Linked DNA regions of Mus musculus: regions 2 and 3 are each linked to region 1. The links are chromatin loops, found by intact Hi-C in ENCODE. Cell type or tissue: left cerebral cortex. All regions are shown on one strand.

The links. Peaks named below come from ENCODE experiments on the same cell type or tissue, not always from the same donor. Only the 100,000 strongest peaks of a DNase experiment are listed, where the experiment ranks them.
Region 2: a loop joins it to region 1, with 12 times the contacts of the local background. A loop is called at or near these places in 3 of 42 quality-filtered maps.
Region 3: a loop joins it to region 1, with 7 times the contacts of the local background. A loop is called at or near these places in 2 of 42 quality-filtered maps.

Annotation. Positions count from the first base shown.
Region 1 is chr4:110,913,232-110,921,231 of GRCm38, forward strand. The region is part of intron 3 of Agbl4 (ATP/GTP binding protein-like 4); the gene reads left to right. Among named protein-coding and RNA genes, the nearest start is that of Bend5, 500 kb to the right of the region's middle. In left cerebral cortex, no CTCF peak of the experiment used is centred here; DNase peaks (open chromatin) are centred at 3,055 and 3,513; H3K27ac peaks cover 1,687 bases.
Region 2 is chr4:111,014,594-111,022,593 of GRCm38, forward strand. The region is part of intron 4 of Agbl4 (ATP/GTP binding protein-like 4); the gene reads left to right. Among named protein-coding and RNA genes, the nearest start is that of Bend5, 400 kb to the right of the region's middle. In left cerebral cortex, no CTCF peak of the experiment used is centred here; DNase peaks (open chromatin) are centred at 3,477, 4,994 and 5,792; H3K27ac peaks cover 1,867 bases.
Region 3 is chr4:111,303,019-111,311,018 of GRCm38, forward strand. The region is part of intron 5 of Agbl4 (ATP/GTP binding protein-like 4); the gene reads left to right. Among named protein-coding and RNA genes, the nearest start is that of Bend5, 110 kb to the right of the region's middle. In left cerebral cortex, a CTCF peak has its summit at 6,083 (motif pointing left); DNase peaks (open chromatin) are centred at 1,641, 3,698, 4,357, 4,817 and 2 more places; H3K27ac peaks cover 2,223 bases.

The sequences.
Region 1 (8,000 bases):
TAAAAAGTAATAAAACAAAGTTAGTAAGAGTTACCAATTCTCATCTTACTAGCTAAGGAATAACTGTCCTCTGATTAATTATATGAGTTAGGTAGCACAGTGATGGCAGAAGTGAGACAGTGAATTAAGGGAAGGGCAATTGTGTACAATTTAACATTCACCTCCGAGAGGGAAAAAAAAAAACCCTCATCAGATCCCGAGTATAGGGTATTTCGTTACCTGATAGAGAATGCCTTTATGAACTGGAAGCTAAGAGTTTACTTGATGAGAAGAAACTGTATGTTTTCCACTTAAGTCTGGAACAAGGAGAAGAGTCCCCCCTGTTACCATTCATACTCACAGTTATAAGTAAAAACTGAGAGTATAGTGGGAATAGAAAAGCAGCAGTATATGCATATACTTAAAATAGATACATACATACATACATACATACATACATACATACATACATACATACACATATACATATATATGTAAAGTTTAGCAAGATTTCCACTAAAATGAATCAAATGTTGTTTAATCATATGAGTTAATGTAATCAGTTGTAACTGACTGTCAATTCTTCACATGTTTGCATTACCATTTTTATTTAAGCTACTGCTGGGTTATTATATTTGTGTTTATTTAATTTAAACTAATTAAACCCCCCACTTTTGGTGATAATAGCAAGGATTTTTGCATTATGCAGGTTTAATTTGAATTCAATTCTGCACCAACTTCATTTGACCATGTTACTACACCTCCAGGCACTGGTACCCTGAGCATCTCCTCTCTGTGGAGAGACTTAGCAACGCTCATACTTGTATACCTTTCTTTCCAAGTCTTGTTCTTCCTTTCTGCTTTCTTGCCATGTTGAAGGAGGTTGAGGTAGGCCAGGGTTAGGGTTTCAGGGTGTTAGGGTTAGGGTTAGAAGACCTATTTTAGAAGAAAATCATTTCATGTGCTAAATAATATTTTAAGTCATACTGTCTTGTATACTAGTTCTAGGACCTTAAAGGAAGTCAGTTGTAAACTCCTAGGCTTAACTTGCTCAACTACAAGATGAGATTAATTATAGAGTGTACTACTTGGATTTGTTTTTCGTGGTTAAAATATAAAATGCATATACAACAAACTCATTATGGATCCAGATTAACAATAGACACATAGTAAATAACAGTAGCCATTGTTTTTCTCTTTTTTAAATATTTGATGATAGAGGAACTATCATAATGAAGGATATGGGGAAGGGCGGGAAGATGGGTATGTTCAGGAGAGATGACAAGACATGGGCACATGTAGCAATAGGATCAGACTAAGAGGAAAAGAAATGGAAAACTTCAAGCCTTAGATGATCATTCAGAAATTGCTATTATCAGGCCAATCTTTTAAGAATTAAAGCCCCATGTTAGAAAATGTATGAATAGTTTGTGACCTCAGGCACAGATTGTTTTTTTTTTCTTTAATTTTTTATTAGATATTTTCTTCAATTACATTTCAAATGCTATCCCGACAGTTCCCTATACCCTCCCCCTACCCTGCTCCCTTAACCACTCACTCCTACTTCTTGGCCCTGGCATTCCCCTGTACTGGAGCATATAAGGTTTGTAAGACCAAGGGGCCTCTCTTCCCAATGATGGCCGATTAGGCCATCTACTGCTACATATGCAGGTAGATACATGAGCTCTGGGGGTACTGGTTAGTGCATATTGTTATTCCACCTATAGGGTTGCAGAACTCTCCAGCTCCTTGGGTACTTTCTTTAGCTTCTCTATTGGGGGTCCTGTGTTTCATCCAATAGATGACTGTGAGCATTCACTTCTGTATTTGCCAGAATACACTGGCATAGCCTCACAAGAGAGAGCTATATCAAGGTCCTTTCTGCAAAATCTTGCTGGCATATGCAATAGTATCTGTGTTTGGAGGCTGATTATGGGATGGATCCTGGGGTGGGGCAGTCTTTGGATGGTCCATCCTTTTGTCTTAGCTCCAAACTTTGTCTCTGTAACTCCTTCCATGGGTATTTTGTTCCCTATTCTAAGGAGGAATGAAGTATCCATGTGTTGGTCTTCCTTCTTGATTTTCTTGTGTTTTGCAAATTGTATCTTGGGTATTCTAAGTTTCTGGGCTAATATCCACTTATCACAAGTACATATAAAGTGAGTTCTTTTGTGATTGGGTTACCTCACTCAGGATTATATCCTCCAGATACATCCATTTGCCTAAGAATTTCATAATTTCATTGTTTTTAATAGCTGAGTAGTACTCCATTGTGTGAATGTACCTCATTTTCTGTATCCATTCCTCTGTTGACGGACATCTGGGTTCTTTCCAGCTTCTGGTTATTATAAATAAGGCTGCTATGAACATAGTGGAGCATGTGTCCTTATTACCAGTTGGAACATCTTCTGGCTATATGCCCAGGAGAGGTATTGCTGGATCTTCCAGTAGTACTATGTTCAATTATCTGAGGAACCACCAGATTGATTTCCAGAGTGGTTGTACAAGCTTGCAATCCCACCAACACTGGAGGAGTGTTCCTCTTTCTCCACATCCTCACCAGCATCTGCTGTCACCTGAATTTTTGATCTTAGCCATTCTGACAGGTGTGAGGTGGAATCTCAGGGTTGTTTTTATTTGCATTTCCCTGATGATTAAGAATGTTGAACATTTTTTCAGGTGCTTCTCTGCCATTCGGTATTCCTCAGTTGAGAATTCTTTGTTTAGCTCTGTACCCCATTTTTAATGGGGTTATTTGAATTTCTGGAGTTCAGCTTCATGAGCTCTTTGTATATCAGGCACAGATTCTTATAAGATTCTTAAAAGATTTGCCTTCTCATTTTCTCAGGTTCCATATTCCCAGATGGAAGAAGGAGGTAAGAAAGGAAAAGAGGAATTTAGGGGAGATTAGGCAGCCCTGGTGATCAAGGGCCAAGGAGGCAATATTAGCACTTGTTGTTCAGGAAGTAAGCTGTAGCCCTGATTTAGCATGACTGCTGCTGCTGAAAGTCCCTGGAGCCTGGCCAGCCTGTATCCTTCCTGGGGTTCTTATTTTCAAACTGTTTGCAAATAGAAGGAATGTTGCCAATTCACTGGGGCATAGAATCCAGCAGGGATGATGATGGTAATAACACTGAAGTGGCTGGTCAATGATGCCATCAGGGGACCTGAAAGAGGTGGTGTCTGTTTATTTTAATAAGAATTCCTGCCCCTAAATGCCTTCTCTTCCTGGGCTAGCATCTGTTCCTAGGATTAAAGGAAAGTCTGCCTGCTCCTTTCTAGAACTAAAGACCCTTTTGTTTGGCCTGAGCAAAGTGACCCTGGTCTACATGAACATTTTCTGACCTGGCCAGAAAGAGGTAAAGATGGACAGGACCCTGAAAAGAAGCAACAGACATGCGAGCTTAGCCAGAGCTGTGCTTTATTCCTCAGAGAGGACTAGCTCAGGGTGCCAGGTTAGGCTGGCAAATTCAAAGGCAGACGTTCCTGCCCACACAGCAGCCTCCAGGCCGGAAGTTGGGGGTGGATCCAGATGGGAATCATATGTTTGTGCCATGTGTGTTTTCATTGGAGGGGAAAAGAATCTCATGGCTGGCAACTTTCTGAGGGCTCTGTGCAGAACTCACAGTGTAAGGAGGGAAGGAGCTGCTTGGAAGATTCTATGTAGTGAATTTTTGGAAGCCTTAAAAGGAGCAGAGCCTGGGTAGATTCTATGTTGTTATCTCATTGGATTCCAGACAACGGACTCTAGACTACTCAAAAACTCACCTTTTTTTTGTCTTATAAGGAAAAACCAACCAATTCCACTTTCTCATGCTTTGTCAGTTTCCATTCCTTACTTCAACTCCAAGACTAAGATTCAGTGAATGTTTAAGCAACCACAAAATGCCAGACACCAAATGCTAACACAAAGCAGGATTGTAATCTTCATCTTTCAGATGAAGAAGCTGAGCTATGTCTCATAGTTAATAAGGGGCACAGTCAGTATTCTTCATTTCATTGACACTGCTATCTCTGCACAGCACTCCAGCTTCATGACTTAAAACTGCCTTGGTAGATAGGCATATCTGGGTCAATCATATAAATTCATTAAGTGCTTTAAAAATTAGTGAATGAAATTTTCTTTGTCCAAATGTGAGTGAGGTAGTGAGTGGTAACAGTGCAGATCTGGGAGGAGTTAAAGGGGGGAATTAGGAATTAATTATGATCAAATTTTATTATGTGAAATTCTTAAAGAATTAATATGAATATTTTAATTGAAAAAAAAAAAAGAGAAACAAAGGGTAGAACCAAGGCTAAAAAAGCATGAAGACAGGATCACAATGGGAGAAATTGAGTTAAAGACATGAACTAACTTGGATTTTAATGGAAAGCTATTGGCTTTGCTTATAAACAAGAGAGAAATCATTTAAAATGTGGACTAGGAAGGAGCCTATAGAAAGATACCAGTCTTTTGATTCTAACTTGGGTGCTTCCTTATGGCTTGGTTAACATGGTCTACTATTACAGCAAGTGCAACAACATATATTTCTCAGGTCTTTACTGTTTTTGTGACATTGACTGAGGTTTCTGCTGACAGTGCTGTCACACAGGAACCTCTGCCTTAACTAAGTTCATCTCTCAAGGGCTTATACCTTTACTTTTTGGTAGCTATGTGCCTATTTTTTCACTCTGAAAAATGTAGAAAACTCAATTCAATTTCTATGAGGTTTTATCCTCCTATCTGCCCACAACAGGCAACTCACAGGGTCGTAACCCTTTCATGAGGGAGTTGTTACATAAGAATATTTTAAAACCTCAAAGTCACAGACTGTCAGAATTACTGGAGACCTTAAAGGCATTTAGACAGAAACCTAACAATAGGAGTGAGGCCACTCAGGAAAGTAGACTATCAGACATTAGGGTGCCTGAGACTTCAGACTTTTTTCATGATCCCACAACCATGGCCATTATGTTTAAAGGATGGGTAAAGAGCAATGAGGAAGAAATTCTCATCTACATACATTGATCCTGGCTTTAGAGTAGGATAAAGTCAAATATGGACCTTGGCTCCATCTCTGCAAGCTTAGCAATCCTGGGAATGAAGCATCTCTGAGAAGTTTTCCTCAGGAGATCTATACAAATATTGACATCAACATTTCAGCGTAGTTACTGGTAATAAAGCAAATAAACACAGAATGTCTCAAAAATATTAGCTAGTATGTGTTGTAGTAAGAGCCTCATTTCTGTTCAGATGCTTTAAAATGTGGAGTAATTGAAAGACTTTTAAACATCCAAGTTGACAATCCATTTATATAAAGGCTGTACAGTTACTCTACTCCATTTTAGAAATCTAAAGCAGGAGCCAGACAAATACAGATGCTGATCTACACAGTCAAACATTGGACTAAGCGTGGAGACCCTAATGGGGAAGTTAGGGCAAGGACAGTAGGAACTGAGGGGGTTTGCAACCTCATAGAAGAACAATATCAACCAACTAGAACCCTCAAAGCTCCCAGGGACTAAAGCACCAACAAATGAGTACAGAGGGGGTACCCAGGGCTCCAGCTGGATATGTAGCAGAGGGTTGCCTTATTTGGTATCACTGGAAGGGGAGCTGCTTGATCCTGTGGAGGGCTTAATGACCCAGGATAGGGGAATGCTAGGTTGCTGAGGCAGTAGTGGGTGGGTAGGTGGGTGAGCACCCTCATAGAGGCAGAAGGGAGGGAGGAGGAGATAGGGGGCTTGTGGAGGAGAAACTGAGAAGGGGGATAACATTTGAAATGCAAATAAATAAAATAACCAATGTGGACTTTGTTTACATTGCTCCACAGAGTTGCAACTGGGACTGCCAGAGGCTATGATGGTTTCAGTGTTTCATAGAATTGGTGTGTCAGTCTGATATAAGTGTTTAATCACATTAAGTTTGTATTACCAAGTGAGCTTCTAAATGCTCTTTCAGGTCTGCTACAAACACTGAGAACAGGAGTCCTGAGGGTTGAGACCCACTAGCTAAGGAGACAGAGCATTGCATTTGGGCATATTCTTCTGAGGAGTTCTGAAAGACAGTACCATGCATTTTAATGACAATATATTCTATATATTAGAAGTATTATTAGTCTTGGAATTAGGTATTAGAGCGCCTTGTCCTAGACAACTAATTTAACTTGATATTTATTCTAGGTTCCTTTCCAAGATTATGATCTTTTATTCTTTTTTATCTATGTTCATAGGCTTTTCTATATCTTCACAAATCTCCAAATTTTACTTGGAAATCTTATCTGCCCTTGATGTCTTTGTTCACAGAGAGTCTTGGATTATATCCACAGTCTTGTGTTGTCCTTTCCTCTTTGATCCCACAGACTCCATGGCTTCACCCTGTCACATCCATTTTGTAGCATAGACAAATATTTTTATTTGCTTCTCTCCTCTTATATTGCAAGGTCTTTCTTCAATAATCAGAATATATGCTATGTTTGCATTATCCTCAGTATGTTTACTTATGTACTTATGTACTAGGTGGGTCTTTATCAGGACTGACTGAAGAGTAGGATTGGGATAGATGGAAGGGAGACACAAGGTAGGAGCAATGTTATGGAGGGTGGAGCAAAAGAGAATCACTTATTCAGTTAGTATAGCCATGGACCAACTATGCATTTGTTCATTTTTAAAACTTCATTAGCAAATGTTACAAAAGTCTACTGAATGTCAGGATATTGATAATGATAAAAAAGAAATCTTATACTTAAAATTTTTCCTTTGAAAGGCAGGAGATGTAATGTAACCACTAGAATTTTTACATGCTAAGCACAAAGCCCTGGTTTTGAGCACAATCACACACACACACACACACACACACACACACACACACACACACACACACAATGGGCCTAAGCCAAGTATGATGTTTCATGCTTATAAAACTAGCAGGTGAAATGTAGATACAGGAACATCAGAAGTTCAATTTTATCCTTGTGTACATAGTAACTTAAAGGTCTGCCTCAACTACTAAAAAGGGGCAATAGAATGAGGAGGAAAAATAAAGTTTATTTATATATGCTATGCATTCACTATAAGAAATAGATACAAATAAGTAAGTATTAAATGATGGTATGGTTACTTCTGTGATAGGACATGCGAGTTAGAGAGGGAAGTGCTAGGACCTATTCAGTTTGAGAGGTAAATAAAGTTTCTAGGAGTACTTTAGCTGAGTCTCAGAACATATGTAGAGGTGAATAAGGCTGCCACAGAGGAAAGGATCTAGGCCTTTGCTGGGGTTGTTGGTTTACCTGGGTGGTAGAAATAAGGAGCTTAGTCTAGAAGAATAGAGCAACATGAGATGAGAGAGTTTGACTTAGTGACAGCATTCAGAACCATGTTTCCATGTGTAGAAACAGAATGAAGGCTGGGGAGCATTCAAAGGCACCATTGATGGGGATTGTCATCTGGGAAGGACCTAGCTATAGTTGGCTTGCTCTGATTCCTCAGCAACAGGCCCACACAGTTCCTTAGGTAGAAATGTAGAGGAAGTATTTCCATGAGAAGTAATTATTGTATTTTGGAAAGAGGGTGACCTCAGTTTGTCACCTGTGATCTATTCCATAAACACATTCTTGGAAGGGAACTCAAGGATGCGTTTTCATTTGCCTAGAGGAATCCATGTAGATTTTTGACGTTTCTAACTTGTTTGTTTTTCTGGATCACGAGCCTTCAAATATCACCCTAGCAGTAAATATTTCAAGTATTATCTGGGAAATAACAGATCCAATTTAGTTGGACTTTATGTAAAGTCTAAATTTTGTACCAGGAGGTAAAAGTTGTGAACCTCACATTCGAGGAGCCAACTTGATCATTTTAAATGATTTTACTAAAACCAGGCCACTAATGAGTAACATAACCAGAGCTAGCACACAGCTTTTTATATTCTCAACTGTGATTTTTCTACTATTTCATAAATCGTATGTCTCTAAACTCTGGGAACTCTGCTGCTGACATTTTTACTCCTTTGAAACTGTGGAGGGTAAAACATTCAGTTACATAAT
Region 2 (8,000 bases), 100 kb after region 1:
ACTCTTAGCTGTCTCACATTCCCCTTTCAAGAGCATTGAGGAAGACAACATAATTTTCCTCAGTAAATAAGTCTGTTCCCTCTTTTCTTTGTTCCCTGTGTCCCTTTAACAACCTTCATCCATCTATATTTAGTTTCTATTGATTCTCCCTTAACTTTCTTGTTCCTTCAGATTCCAAAAAGCATTCCAGCTCTTTAGAAAGAAAACAGTGTGTGTGTGTGTGTGTGTGTGTGTGTGTGTGTGTGTGTGTGTGTGTGTGTGTATTCTCATTAGATAAATGGCTTAGGAGTAAAAGTGGAGAGTCAGGTTCCTATTTAAATAGGTAGTGACTGGTTGTCAAAATATCCTAGCATGATTCCCAGTGAAAGTGTGTCCCAACAATGTCAACATGGATCTGTTGCAGTTCCACCTTATTCCCAAAGCAAATATACTGTATGAAATTACCATAAAGATCCTTTAATGTCTATTCTCATAAGCTTTAGGTTGTGTGGCTTATATATCTACTGAAAAATTTTACTGAACTATAAATTTTAAATATGTTCATACAATTTATTTGGGGAAACATTTTCTTTTTTCTTATTTTTCTTCTTTTTTTGAGGAAGGGCAGGGAAATATTTTTTAAATGAAGTAGCACTTATAGACATGATCATTGTTCAAAGAACGTTATGACTGCATTTTTGGATTCCACAAACTTGTAGATTTTTTTATTCCACATTAGGAAAAACTCCCTTATTTCAATCATTTCTCTCATTCTGTGACTTGGATGCAGTGAAGCTGCTGGGAAGATAAGGTTTATTTGTAGGAAGCAGAGATGAGGTTAGCATTGGCTAAGGGGGAGTGGGAAGAGAGACTAATGCAAATGTAATTTTTGGCCTTGGACCAAACAGAAGCAAGGAGCTTGTGTCTAGGAAAGAAGTTTACAAATGTTTTAAGTCCTTGAGTTATTAAATCAAGGTATTTCATCTTGCTTTCATTGAACACTTAGACTGTCTTCTCTGGGTCTTCTACACTCTTAGGACCATTCATTGCCTCAACTTGAGCACCAGGTTCCAAACTTGCACAAACATTAGAACAGGTGAAAGGGCAACATGGATGGTAAGATTGTGACCTGATTACACATCCCAGTTCTCAGGTGAAATTGATGTACAGGAGCTGAAAAAAGAAGGGAGTATTACCACAGACAAACAAGTGTTCTGAAGGTAGAATGGCTGTTGTGAAGAAACAAATGGAACCCACACACCTATGGTCACTTGATCTTTGACAAGGGAGCAAAAACCATCCAGTGGAAAAAAGACAGCATTTTCAACAAATGGTGCTGGCACAACTGGTGGTTATCATGTAGAAGAATGCGAATTGATCCATTCCTATCTCCTTGTACAAAGGTCAAATCAAAGTGGATCAAGGAACTCCACATAAAACCAGAGACACTGAAACTTATAGAGGAGAAAGTGGGGAAAAGCCTCCAAGATATGGGCACAGGGGAAAATTTCCTGAATAGAACAGCAATGGCTTGTGCTGTAAGATTGAGAATTGACAAATGGGACCTCATGAAACTGCAAAGCTGCTGTAAGGCAAAAGACACCGTCAATAAGACAAAAAGGCCACCAACAGATTGGGAAAGGATCTTTGCCTATCCTAAATCAGATAGGGGACTAATATCCAATATATATAAAGAACTCAAGAAGGTGGACTCCAGAAAATCAAATAACCCCATTAAAAAATGGGGCCAGAGCTAAACAAAGAATTCTCACCTGAGGAATACTGAATGGCTGAGAAGCACCTGAAAAAAATGTTCAGCATCCTTAATCATCAGGGAAATGCAAATCAAAACAACCCTGAGATTCCACCTCACACCAGTCAGAATGGCTAAGATCAAAAATTCAGGTGACAGCAGATGCTGGCGAGGATGTGGAGAAAGAGGAACACTCCTCCATTGTTGGTGGGATTGCAAACTTGTACAACCACTCTGGAAATCAGTCTGGTGGTTCCTCAGAAAATTGGACATAGTACTACTGGAGGATCCCACAATACCTCTCCTGGGCATATATCCAGAAGATGTTCTAACCGGTAAGAAGGACACATGCTCCACTATGTTCATAGCAGCCTTATTTATAATAGCCAGAAGCTGGAAAGAACCCAGATGCCCCTCAACAGAGGAGTGGATACAGAAAATGTGGTACATTTACACAATGGAGTACTACTCAGATATTGAAAAGAATGAATTTATGAAATTCCTAGGCAAATGGTTGGACCTGGAGGGCATCATACTGAATGAGGTAACCCAATCACAAAAGAACTCAAATGATATGTTCTCACTGATAAGTGGATATTAGCCCAGAAACTTAGAATACCCAAGATATAAGATACAATTTGTGAAACACATGAAACTCAAGACGAACGAAGACCAAAGTGTGGACACTTTGCCCCTTCTTAGAATTGGGAACAAAGCACCCATGGAAGGAATTACAGAGACAAAGTTTTGAGCTGAGACAAAAGAATGGACCATCTTGAGACTGCCATATCCAGGGATCCATCCTATAATCAGCCTCCAAACACTGACACCATTGCATACACTAGCAAGATTTTGCTGAAAGGACCCTGATATAGCTGTCTCTTGTGTGACTATGCTGGGGCCTAGCAAACACAGAAGTGGATGCTCACAGTCAGCTATTGGATGGATCACAGGACCCCCAATGGAGGAGCTAGAGAAAGTACCCAAGGAGCTAAAGGGAACTGCAACCCTATAGGTGGAACAACAATATGAACTAAGCAGTACCCCGGAGATCTTGACTCTAGCTGCATATGTATCAAAGATGGCCTATTTGGCCATCACTGGAAAGAGAGGCCCATTGGTCATGCAAACTTTATATGCCCCAGTACAGGGGAACGCCAGGGCCAAAAAGTGGGAGTGGGTGGGTAGGGGAGTGGGGGGGGAGGGAATGGGGGACTTTTTGGATAGCATTGGAAATGTAAATGAGGAAATACCTAATAAAAATATTAAAAATAAAATAAAATAAAATAAAAATAAAAGTAAAAAAAATAAGAAGAAGAACAAATGACAACAGATGCTTGAAAGGATACTGGGAATAGAGAACTGTCACACATTGTATATGGAACAGAAATTGATCCAGGTACTATGGAAAGCAATATAGAGATTCCTCATATAAACTCAAATCAGAAGTACCATATGTCCTAGCCATTATTTGTATAATTGTATAATGCCTGTATATATCACTGAACAAGCTCAGGTCAGCACACCACACCACAGATATCCTTACTCTTTGTTACCTGCTGCATTATCCACAATAATCAAGACATGGAACTACTCATCTTACTCATCAAAAAAGAAATGAGTTTACATGGAAAATGTGGTAGATATACACAATAGAATTTTATTTAACTGTAAAGAAAAATGAGATCATGGCACATTCAGGAAATGTGTGGAATGAGAGGTTGTTAAAGGATGTAAAGCTGACTCATGGATATAGCATGCTTTCTCTCATGTAGAATCCAAATTTAAATATGTGTTCACATATTGTAAAGTGTAATAAAAGTAGAAAGAGAACTGTAAGAATAAAGGAAGATGTCAAAAGGGAGAAATAAGAGAGGGCAGAGAAATACATATGCCATGAAAGCAGAGGAATAAGACAAGCAAGAGGAAAAGTGGAGCCTCGGAGGGAATAAAAGCATAAAGTAATTATGTGTGTGTGTGTGTGTGTGTGTGTGTGTGTGTGTGTGTGTGTGTGTATAAAATTATCCTAATTGCTGGACAGTGGTTCTGCTTGCATCTACAGTCACAGCACTCCAGATGCAGAGGCAGGTGGATCTTTATGAGTTTGAAGGCAGCCTGGTCTATAGAGTGAGTTCTAGGACAGCCAAAGCTATAAAAAAAATTTACAATTGAACCCATTATATTGCATGCTAACTATGAGATCAATTTTAAAGATCAAAATAAATAAGTTAAACACCATAAAAAAGAAAAAAAAAGCTTATAAGATGTGTCAAGGTCTGAATTGAAAAAAAAAGTAGGCAGAAATGTAGAAGAAATTTAAGAACATGAGAAAACATTTAAGAGGAAACAATTTCCTATTCCTAATCTGCATTTCTGTGACCTCATCTTAAACTTCCTTCCTTTAAGGGTGACCTGGAAAAAAAATATACAGGATTTCAGTGACAAGTTAACCAAAGATACAAATCAACCAACTGACCAATAACAAGCACCCTGACCACTGGTGTGGTCCTGTGAAGGGTGGAGCCTAGGTATTGGAAGCACTCTTCTATTGCTATATCCCTTTATAGCTTTCTCCATTGCCTGATTTTCTTAATTGAATATTACTTCTATATCTATATTTTTGAGTAGTTAAAGCAAGCCTATCTTGATTTCTCCTAAACACTGGCCTCTCTCCTTCCTTTATACATAGCCACAAGAGAACCTCAGAGCCATGTTTGCAAAACTGTCATTTCTCTGACTTGTTAGTCCATGCTTTCAGTGATTAGCTTGTCTTCCAATTAAGCATTCTGATGGTTTTCATTCTCTTTGTAGATGATGTTTCCTCTTCAGTCAGTATGACTTTCCTTTTGAGCAATGCTATCTCACTTCTGCCTACTACCAGATTGGCTTCTCCAGCATCACAGATTGTTATATGTACTTGAAACCAAATAGCTAGTAATTAGAGTAATTTAAGATAAATTCTGTAGGGTGAGGAGCTTAATCACAGCTGCCCTTATTGTGGACACACATTGCTGTCCCATCAAAGATACGTTCTTGGTTATTTCCTAAATGGGAGGAAGGGAAGTAGGAAGAATTTGGCATGGCCCTAAGAGATCTTCCCTTTCTCATCCCATTTGGCTCACAGACTGCTGGTTTTATGAGTAACACACAGATTTTCTTTGAGCTATAAAAACAAAATTAATTCAAATCATTGTTCCAAAGAAACCTAGAACCAGGCCATGCTTAATTTGGCTTGCTCGGAGAGGAACTCTTATTCGTGAAATGTCAGAACTTAGCTCTTGTTGAATCCACATATGCAGGCAGCACACACATGCGCACATGCACACATTCAAAACTCACATACTCCTCCCAACCGTGAAGCTATTTTCCAAGAAAGCCAGATGAAGATTTTCTTTATTACCAAAGAGTGAGTCAGTTCTGGATAGAAACAACTCAGCAAGAGCTCCAGTAGGAGAAAAGCCAGGGAATATGAATAAAAAGAAAAAAATGTAGTGAATTCAGCTATGGATACTTAAGCAATTACCTTGGACCCTAGAAACTATGTAGTCTAGAGATAACTACATATTATAGTAATTTAGAAAATCTCATTAATCTAATATTTTTGGATAATTTAAATAATTATTTCTGATATGGCTAGATATGTTATTTTTCTCATTATAGTAACGTTTTTTTAAAACTATTGGTATATAGCCCATAACATCATGAGATATACCTCAAATATAAAAAATAAGGCTGATTTTCTTAAAAATTAACTTGAGGTAAGATAAATGAAATAGAATCATTTCAGACTTAGGTTTTGTTCTCAAAACAAATTTGGAAGAAAAATTAGGTTATGTTTTAAAGTTAAGGAGAAAAGGAACTATATAGATTAAGTGCCAAGCTTCTCTTGGTCCAACATCAGTTGTTTTCTTAGACTGTATTTTTGTTGGAGGAAATAATATCTACCCCATTGTTATCACTCTCTATCGTACCTCTGTAAGCATCAGGCTTATGGTAACAGACACATGGTGGGTGGATTACACAGTATAGTGGGCAAAGGGTGTAGAAGTTTCTTCTCCCTTCATTTTGATGTATTTTGTCAAGAATTTTCTGCAGAAGTATTTAACAGTGGGAGTATTAGTAGGAGATGTGTGTCAAGGGGAAAGAAAATAACTACTCAGTCTGGTCATAAGAATTAAAAGACATAACACTTCCTGTAGTTTAGAGCAGGACAAAAGAAGGTAGACCAGTAAGAGCTATGAGGTAGGAAATAGTGATAAAGCAAATGTTCTTGGCTAGGAGCCATTTATAAACAACTGTTATGTCTTTAAATAGGAAAACTAAATTCTATGGCTGGAGAAGGACAAAAAGCCATTGAGTTTTTTAAAGAGGATCAGCATGATTTTAAAATATTTTTAAATAGATTATGTTCGCAGTAAAATACACATAGTCAAAAGGTAGGATGGAAATCCAAAGGTTGGTACAATAACTCAAGAAAAAGAAAATCTTCATAAGAGTTTGTACTATTTAATGCATTTCCAACAACTGAAATTATAGTGTGCACTCAATAAATACTTGTAAACATGCAGTGGCTTCCAGTTATGTCCGGGGGGGGAGGGTAGCATACAAGAAAGAAAGTAGTTAAGGGCTCATATCTACTCATCTATGGGCTTCCAGGCAAGCTTTTTGCAAGGACACCTCTAGCCAGTGTGGGCTAGCTACCCACATTAAGCCATTTCACAAATCTTTCATCATGTTGATGTTTCATTAGCAAAACTTACATACATGATCTCATTTAAACTCTAATAAAGAAGAGCCTAACAATCAGGTGATTTTCTTTTCCAGTTCCTATGAACAAAGCAAAGCATCATTTGAGGCCATGAAAATACTATGTTGTAGTGGGATTTAATTTACAAGACTGACTCTAAAATCCATGATTGTTCCACTGTTCTTCAGTAACACATGTCATTTTGGTTATCCGAATGGGATTTTGTGAGCTCATTTCCATACATATTTAAAGAGGTTTCTATCTCACAGCCTTCATAGTCATTACTGACACATACTGTCAAAGAAACATTTGTGTAACTGTGTATTAACAAACTGCTTAAAATTTTGGTCAATATCTTAATGTGCCTCAATTATGCTCAGGAGTCTTTACTAGATTAGGATAGTTTAGAGACACCACATTCCTAACTACTTGAAGATATAATAATTATTTTAACCATTCTTTTATCTCCTAGTTGTGGACCGTTTCTGTTGTTGATTCTGATGCAATATAAATGTTATCTCTTTCCATCATTATATAGCTTTGGGTGAACTTTCATTTAAAAAAGTACTGAGCACAAAATGACCCCCAAATATCTTCTAGAATAACAAACACTACCTGGCCCTGCTGCAGTTCCTATATAGTTAAAATTCTACCCTTGTCTTTGTCCCAGCTTCCTCTTGATGAAGTTATTTGAAAGTGTATTGCTTTTCTACCCTGGAAATGCTATTTCGCAGGCCTTTGTTTTTAATAGGACCCTGGAAGTAGCAACATAATATTCTTTTCCTTTTGGATGTTGCCCTTTCCTCTTTAGAAAATGAATTTTCCACCTATCATTTCAATGTTCTCTAACAAATGGCTGTCCTGCTCATAGCCCAAGTGCATCTCTAACATGCAGGAAAGATGTCTCTCAGGGACAAAAACAACAACATTCCATCAAAGCCATGTAATTGCTTTTAAGATGCCTACTGCTTTTATTAGTAGCTTTTCCAGTGCTGTCCTGGGCTGAACACACTCTCCATGAAATGTCTCTTTTATTTTCCATTTTGATGTCGCAAAAATATTTCAGTTATAGAATAACACATTTGAATTAGCATAAGGTTGTTCATTCATCCACAAATAATTAATAATTTAATCTTTTAAAGGAAAACAGTAAAAATTATTTTTTGATAAAAATAATTTTAAAAGCCTTTAAAAGGATATGGAGGAAAAAGAAGGAAATTGAGTCATGTGGCATTTCAAAAACATCCCTGAGACTTTTTACTTCAGATTCCTTATCTGTGAAAAGGATGTGATGATGTTACAGATTTTTATAAAAATATATGTAAAAGCACATGCTACGGCTTTTGATAACTAAATAACACAATGAAGAGTAGTAGCAGTTATTATTTGAAGGCAAAGAATAAACCTTCATCCAGAATTCATTTAACACTTAACTGATTATGTATGTCAGAGTCCTCATAGAGATGCTTTCATTATACTAAATGACTAATAACTATTCAGTGCAAATTTTATAATAGAGAT
Region 3 (8,000 bases), 390 kb after region 1:
TGCAGTAAATTTGGTTCTGATGCTGGAACTGGGTATCATCCTTCATTCCTTGGTGCCTTCTTCTGAAAACTGTGGAGGTTGCTTTTGGCTTTGGCTTCTAGTTTAGAGGGGGATGGATTCCAGGAGTCATTAGAAGATCCCAACCCAGTCATTAGCATACCCACTCATTCTTCAGAGGGACTGACATTTTAACCTGTACCAAACACTTGGAACACAGAACACAGAGGCCTTCTAGAAGCCCAAAGTTTCATATGCCGGTTATCTCAGCGAACGTAGGCAGTGCTAGTTGGAGCCTTGGTGAAAGTAGTGGTCATGTCCACCTGGAGGTTCAGGAGGAATAGATTAACAAGTAAGTTCTATCCTCACTGGGGATCTGTTGGCTCCTAGATACTTGCTTGAAAGTTTTGACAAACAGTGTTGCATACCAATAAAGGTTTGAGCCCAGTGTTAAGACAGACACCAAGATGTTGCTTCTTCCTCCTGCCTATTGGGTACTTTTCAAAAAGATTGCTGTCCCCTCTGAACACTTACAAAGGACAACTAGTAACATAGTCCCCATGGAGTGCTGTCCATAGGTATATGAAGCACCTAAGAGGCCATCCTACAAATGCCTGCTCTATCTCACCTTTCCTGTGTGTACTGGCTAGTTTTGTGTATCAACTTGACACAGGCTGGAGTTATCATAAAGAAAGGAGCTTCAGTTGGGGAAATGCCTCCATGAGATCCAGCTGTAAGGCATTTTCTCAATTAGTGATCAAGGGGGGCGGTCTCCTTGTGGGGGGTGCCATCTCTGGGCTGGTAGTCTTGGTTCTATAAGAGAGCAAGCTGAGCAAGCCAGGGGAAGCAAGCCAGTAAAAAACATCCCTCCATGGCCTCTGCATCAGCTCCTGCTTCCTGACCTGTTTGAGTTCCAGTCCTGACTTCCTTTGGTGATGAACAGCAATGTGGAAGAGTAAGCTGAATAAACCCTTTCCTCCCCAAGTGCTTCTTGGCCATGATGTTTGTGCAGGAATAGAAACCCTGACTAAGACACTGTGCCTGTCTCTTTAGTGATGATAGGCTACACCAAACCATTCTTATTCTCTATAGACATTTTTTTTTTATGGACTAGTATACTTATTGGCAAGAACTCTCCTTCCCTAAACTCTTTTGGCTTCAAGTTTTCTCAAGAATGCAATGAACACTCCTAAATAGAGAAAAAAAGACACTTATGCCCTTTTGCAGAACTGTCTCCCACACATCACCTTGTCCTCTATGCCCCAGTCGGACTAGTATATTATCTTTTCAGAGGTACACACCTACTTTCCAATCTCTGAGGCATTGCTCCTGCAGAAGCCTCTATAAGAACCGTCAAGGTCCCCTTCCTTCTTTTCTGTCTATAGGAATCATATTTATCATGTAAGAACTAGAATTAAGGTATCCTGTATAGGAAGCTTCCCCATGATGCCCTCAGATGAATTTACTACTTTCATTCCTAAGATATCACATCTTCAGCTTTTTCACACTTATCTACTGACTTTACCATCTTAAATGGCTTTAAACATCCTGAAACCAAGGAGTAAAACTGGAAGCTGATATGTTGATGCCTGTAATAATCTTTGGCTGACTGAGCTCCTGGAAGACACTCCCAGAGAAGTGTGAGGCTGGCAACAGGCTTTAGAACATTGCCATTCTGTTATTGCACATGAACTCTTAAGATGATATACACTGACAATGAAGACACAGTGGTCCTGAGTCAGGAAGTAGTAGGGATAGGCATCTAGACACTCCTCCATCATACACTAAGTCACATCCGACACAATTATTGGGGTGGCAGGTGATAGTGAGGGACACCTTACAGATCATCTAGATCAAAATCAGCAAACCTCAGTCTGCTAGCCAAATCTTGTCAATTACTTACTTCTAGATATCCCACTGTTAAATATAGTAAACACCTATAATCAAATAGAAATATAAGACAATGCAGGAACACAGGATGCACACTCAGAAGGAGTATGCTCTTGGCATCTGTCTAAAACTCATAGAAACTAATCTTTGTGTTTATATTTTTTTCAAGAAAGGTCAGGTAAGACAATAAAGCAAACCTGAACTCTCAGCTCATGTCTAGGTCCACCCCCTACTGCCTCCAGATCTCCTCAGACAGAGTTGTTGGCCACCTGCTCCTTCACTTCCTAGTGCCCCCACCTCCATTGGCCCACATACCAGGTTGCAATGTTCAGCAGCAGATAACCTGGCAGGAACAAGCCTCTGCCAGCACATCCAGGTGCCTAACTCATTCATGTATGAGATTGGTCACATTCTTGCAAGTTTACATCTGTAAGTGGGCAAGTGACCCATGGAATGGGGACTGTCTGGTTCAGGTTTTCCATCTCCACAGCTTGCAGCTGGCAAGGAGAGGCTGGAGAAAGAGACCCAGAAACCTATGCCATGTGCACTTACTCTGCTTCAAGGGGCACCCTTGGGCACCTGATGTACTTCTGATGTACAGATCTGTACTTCCCTCAGAACCATCCCCATGTGTGTTGAAGGAAATTAAATACAAATTTCAAAATAAAATAATAGTTAGGGAGAAACATAAAAAGAAGGAATAATTTTTATGTTCTCATGTCTTTAATGACGTGTTTTCCCCACTTTCTATACAGAGAGCCAGCTCATTCATTTTTCCATAGGACCCTACATTATATAGCCAAATGTAGTCTTGCATCTCCTGCTTTGTGCTGTAATTGAATAGCATGCGTAAAACCTCTGCCTTTGAGGTAGCTGTGGGGTGTGGAGTTTGAACTAAGCCACATGATGGGGAAACTTTTGTAAATGACAATGGAGTCAACATTTCAAGCTTTGTGGCCTAAACAATCTCTGCCATGACTGATCGGCTCTCACTTTCAAGCCAGAAGTACATAAACAAATGCATGTGTCTGTGCTCCCACCAAGCTTGCCAGGCATTGAAGCTCCTATCTTATATAATTTTCACATGCCCAGAGTGTGACTTTTCTGTTCATTTCTAATTATTTAAAAAGTATATCATTTATATCTAACTACAGGCTGTAGTGAAATGGGGTAGCAGGGCAGTTTTGGGGAATTGACTGCCGTGTGTGTGTGTGTGTGTGTGTGTGTGTGTGTGTGTGTGTGTGTGTGTGTGTATGTCTCCTCCCCTCCTTCATTCCCTCCCTCCTTCCCCTCCCCCCTCCCTCCCTATAGCCCCGCATGTGTACCAAATACACACACACCATATATCTTGTTTTGAAAGCCATCGATACTAGCATGGTGGCACACACCCTTGATTCCAGCACTCAGGAGGCAGAAGCAGGCAGATCTCTGCGACTCTGGGGCCTGGATGGTTTATATGGAGAGCTCCAGGCAAAACTACATAGTGAGATCAGGGTGGAAGCTATTGGTACTTCCACCTCTCCGTGATGGTTTCTCCTTCTGAGTGGGGCAAGCACTAGGTCCTCAGTGTTCTCTTGCTAGAGACAGCTGCAGAAATCATGCTGGAACAGTGATGTCAGAGCCTTTGGAGCAGAGACAAGGTGGTTCTCATGCAGCACTCCAGTTGCAGAGGAAATAACTTTTACATTTAAGGACATAATAGCCTGATGAAGAAGTGCTCATTCATCCTTTATTCTCTGTTCCAACTATATCCATAGACATGGCTTTGCAAGTGTGGTTTTGAATAGGATACAAATGTGATATTCAGACAAGCAGTGGACAATTGTCACCATCTGCCATCTGCCCACACACAGGAGCTGGCTAAGAGAAGAAAGGTTTGATTCAGAGAAATTGCAACATTTCGAAAGGAGAATGAAAATAATTCATTATGTTCTTCTTGAGCACATACTGTGTGTTTATAGCAAAGAGGCCACAAGAAGCAGGGAAATAGGATAGGAGTGGAGGGTATTGAGTCCTAGAGCCAGTCAGAATAGTCTTTGAACACTGAGCTGAAACATTTTAGCCTATGCTTCTTTAAAAAATAATAATAATAATTGACACATAAGATCTTTTTCTCCTTCCTCATCTGAATGGAAAGAATCATGTCTATGGTTCAAATTTGTTAGTAAGAACAGATTCAAATATGATCAAGGTACATAATCTGCACAGTATGTTCTATCCCATTGAAACTCATTATTTTGTATAGTTGATATACTCTCATACAGAGGGGAAAAGCTATGTTGCTTAGAATAAAAACAATAAGGACAATCATCAAGATTTGAGTCAAGTGATAGATGCAGAGCGCAAAGTTCAATGCCTGGCCGATAACAGGCGATTCATTCTGTGGCAGCTCCCGAAAAGCTGCTGCTATAGCTAAGTTCATGCTTCATCCTCTGCAGAGGGCTAGTAGAGTAGGCAGCCTGGAACAGGAGGGCCCCCTGGGGGACTGTAGCTGAGAAACGAGGGCCTGAGCAACTACAATTAATGCCTTCTATTTTGTTTATGAGTAATCAGACCCTTTTCCGGTTTATTCCACTAGTTATCTAACAAGTGCTGAGCAGAAAGACATAGCAACTCTAACGAACTAGAACAAAGGAAAGATTTAAGCCCCTTACCATCAGATCTCCAGCTGTGTGCACATCTATAGTAGCTTCCAATTCTGTTTACGTATTAATTTATTAAAAAATATCTCTTGGGTATTTATTTTGCGCTGTGCTCTGTGATTAGATGCTGAGACCACAATGTGAGTGGGACACAATTGTCACTTTCAAGGAGCTCAGTCAAGTGAGGGGAAAAACAACAACAGGCAATCATAGGATGTTAGCAAACGTGCTGTGGGGGATAGCAGGGAAATCGTCCCAGAGCTCAGGAAAGGCTGACAGATGGAGAGAGTCTTGTATTACCTCATAATCTTGGCATTTCATAAGTACTTCAGTCTATAGATGGTAGTAACCATGAACATCTGAGCTTTAGAAAATGAGTAGGAAGCAGCCAACTAAAAAAGAAGTGTAGCTGAATGTTTAGGACTAAGGGACTAGCACATAAGATGGAAGAAAGAACGGCGGGGATACACTCATACCTCTGCTGGGGGTGGGGGACAATTAGAAGCTAAACTAAACAAACCTTGTAAGCCATTATCAAATGCTGTATGAATGTTCCCTTAAAATTAAAATAAGCAAAATAAAATCATCCTTGTGATCACCTGTCCACAAAAACATCATTTAAGAAACTATTTTTACAAGTACTAAGAGAGGCAGCACAGATATATTAGTCCCTGCTTTTAGCATAATAATAAGAAAAATTCAAAGAAGAAAGGAAAAGGTGACCTGGATTCCCCAAGTCCCAAGCAAAGCGATATAGAGAGATGGACTTGTACTTGGAAAAGGGAGGGACAAGTAAGTCTAAGCTTGGTACTTGCAGCCCAGTACTCAGCAGATTCCCACCTCCACCATCCCTAGACTTGTACCTGCAGCCAAGGGAGTGCCTCCACTAGCCCTTCCGCTCTTTGTGCCTTACAGCAATGAGAAATACCATAGACTTGACAAAGTAGGATACAGAAGTAAGCATGAGATGTGTCTTTGAGCACAGTGCTATCTGGTTGAACTCTAAGAGGAGTTACCAATGACTGTACCCTCACACCGATGCCTAACTTTTCTACCAGGTAGAGCCTGGAACCCTATTCAGACTTTTATCCTGCAGTGGCCTTAGCCCACAAGTCCACCATTATAGCAGTAAGACCACAGGAGTGTGGTCCTTGGTCCTGTCCCTGTGCTATACTACTCAGATTGGGTTCTAAGCTCTGGTGCAGCCTGGCATTGTGATGTTGATGGCCCTGGATATGCCTGCCTAGCTTACCACTGATCACAGGCAGTGTCCAGCTGGAGAAAAGGAGAATGGCATCACATCATTGCATAGGAACCTAGGGCTGGCATTTTACTGCCTATGAAGTTTGTCCATGCAGAACCTCAGAGTGCCTGACTGTAGGGTGGTATTTATGGATGAAGTCTGTGGGCCTACCTGAGCCCCAAGTAGAGGCTCGCTAGGACAGGATAGCCTTTTTTGGCTATTTTAAAACAATAACCTATTTCCTAACAACATAGCAGCTGTGAAGAGGGCACAGACTTGGAACTGTGGAGCCCTCTAGTGCTAAAATAGTGACAACACATCAGCCAGAACTCACAGCAAACCTAAGCTTAGCTCACCACCTAGTGCTAATATAGTGGCAGAAACTTGGCTTACCATTTCTGGAAGGGAAAACGCAAAGCCAAATTGGGAGGAGTCTGAATAGTCAATGTCATATGCCAACAACCTCCAAAAACTTTCAGGGATATAAAGTTAATTGTTGTATTTCATCTGTTTCATGGATGTTTTTGCTTTTCGTGGTGGCTAAATGCATTAAAGGTATTCGACACTTAAAGTATAAAATTTAACGTGACATTGGACAGCTTCCATTCCAAATGGTTATTCTAACTAAATAGAAGTTCACTGGGTTGTACAGACTTCAGCTCTGGGTAATTTGGACATGTGATTGGGGTGCTTTTATTTATTGTGATTTTACTTAAAAATTTGGTAAACACTAAAAAAAAAAAAAATCCTTTGGAGCAGTTAATACTATACCTAGAACACTAAAAAAAAAAAAAAAATCCTTTGGAGCAGTTAATACTATACCTAGGAAGAAAATAAAATGCCAGAAACGGGCCATGCTGTATCAACTGATCTGTGCAATTCTCAGGACAAGAATTTAAACATATGCTGTCAAGAGACTCAATGAACACCTTAAAGACACAGAGAAGAAATTGAGTACTTCATCAGTGGAAGTGAATTTATTCTGTAATCAAGCAGATCTTTGCACTGAAAAGCACACTAAACAAAATGAAAAGTGTAGTAGAAGTCATAACTAGCAAAACAAAACAAGAGAAGACTGGGTGAGCTTGGAGACAGCCTATTGGAAAAGCCACATGGGAATAAGTGTCTGTGGAGTGCCCAACCGCAAATGGGACTGCCATCACACACCACTGTCCCACAAGGCTCAAGGACTATTGCAGAAGACAAGAGTGAGGACTTGTATCTTTTGGATTCATCCGACAGCTGCACAAATGAGCTCACAACGGCTGTGGCAGACTGCAGGAGATCAAGCCAGTAAAGATTTTACATGGGGGAAATGGAGAAAGTGAGGGAAAAGAAACTCCTAGTTGATGACTTCTGGGAATTGAAGACTCAGTTTTCTTTGAGGTGTGGCCCCTGGTCGTTGGACCACTCTCTGATGGATGGCCCTACACCCGTGAGTATTTGAGCAGAAATAATGGAACTCAGTGGTGGGAGATGAGGGAGGGAGGGAGCAGGTAGGGAAGGGGTTGATGGATCTAGGAGGAGTTAGGTGGAGGAGTGCAGAATAAATATGATCAAAATGTATTGTAGACATTCTACAATGTATGAAATTCTCAATGAATTAATATAGTTTAAAGAAAAAAACAAAAGAAATAAAAAGGGTGAAGCAGAACAAAAATTAAAAAACATTATGGGAATGTTGGCGAGTATTACAAGAGAAAATACTCAGCTTGTTGGTATTCAAGAAAGACTGGAGAATGCCCAAAGCTTCATTTTGAAAGCTTCTTCAAAATGACAGAAAAATCTAGAGAAGGCTATAAACATCCATGTGCTGTAAAGTCAAATATCAGCATCTGGATTCAAATCAGCCATGAATATACCCAAAGTACACTGAAATTAATCCTTAGAGAGAGGAGCTCAAAGTGACAACAAAATTGACGCACATACACATGAACTGTGCTCATACACTCTCATAAGAAACCTCTTAGGACAGGTATAAGGAGGTCAAGGCCTGCTGTAACCTGACAAAGAACCTAGGTATCATGAAAGACAAGTCTTTGAGAGCCTCCTGGAGCTCCTTCCCTTCCTACAGCCTCTAAAGTTTTCAGGCTTCTACCTTCCAGCCAGGCCAACTGGACTGAAGAATCTCTGAAGAGGAGGACAACCCACTCAAGCCAGTTGCCAAGCATTCCCCCTCCAGCACACCCCTTATTCTTTCTGTTCATCCCTTCATGAGAATCCTAACA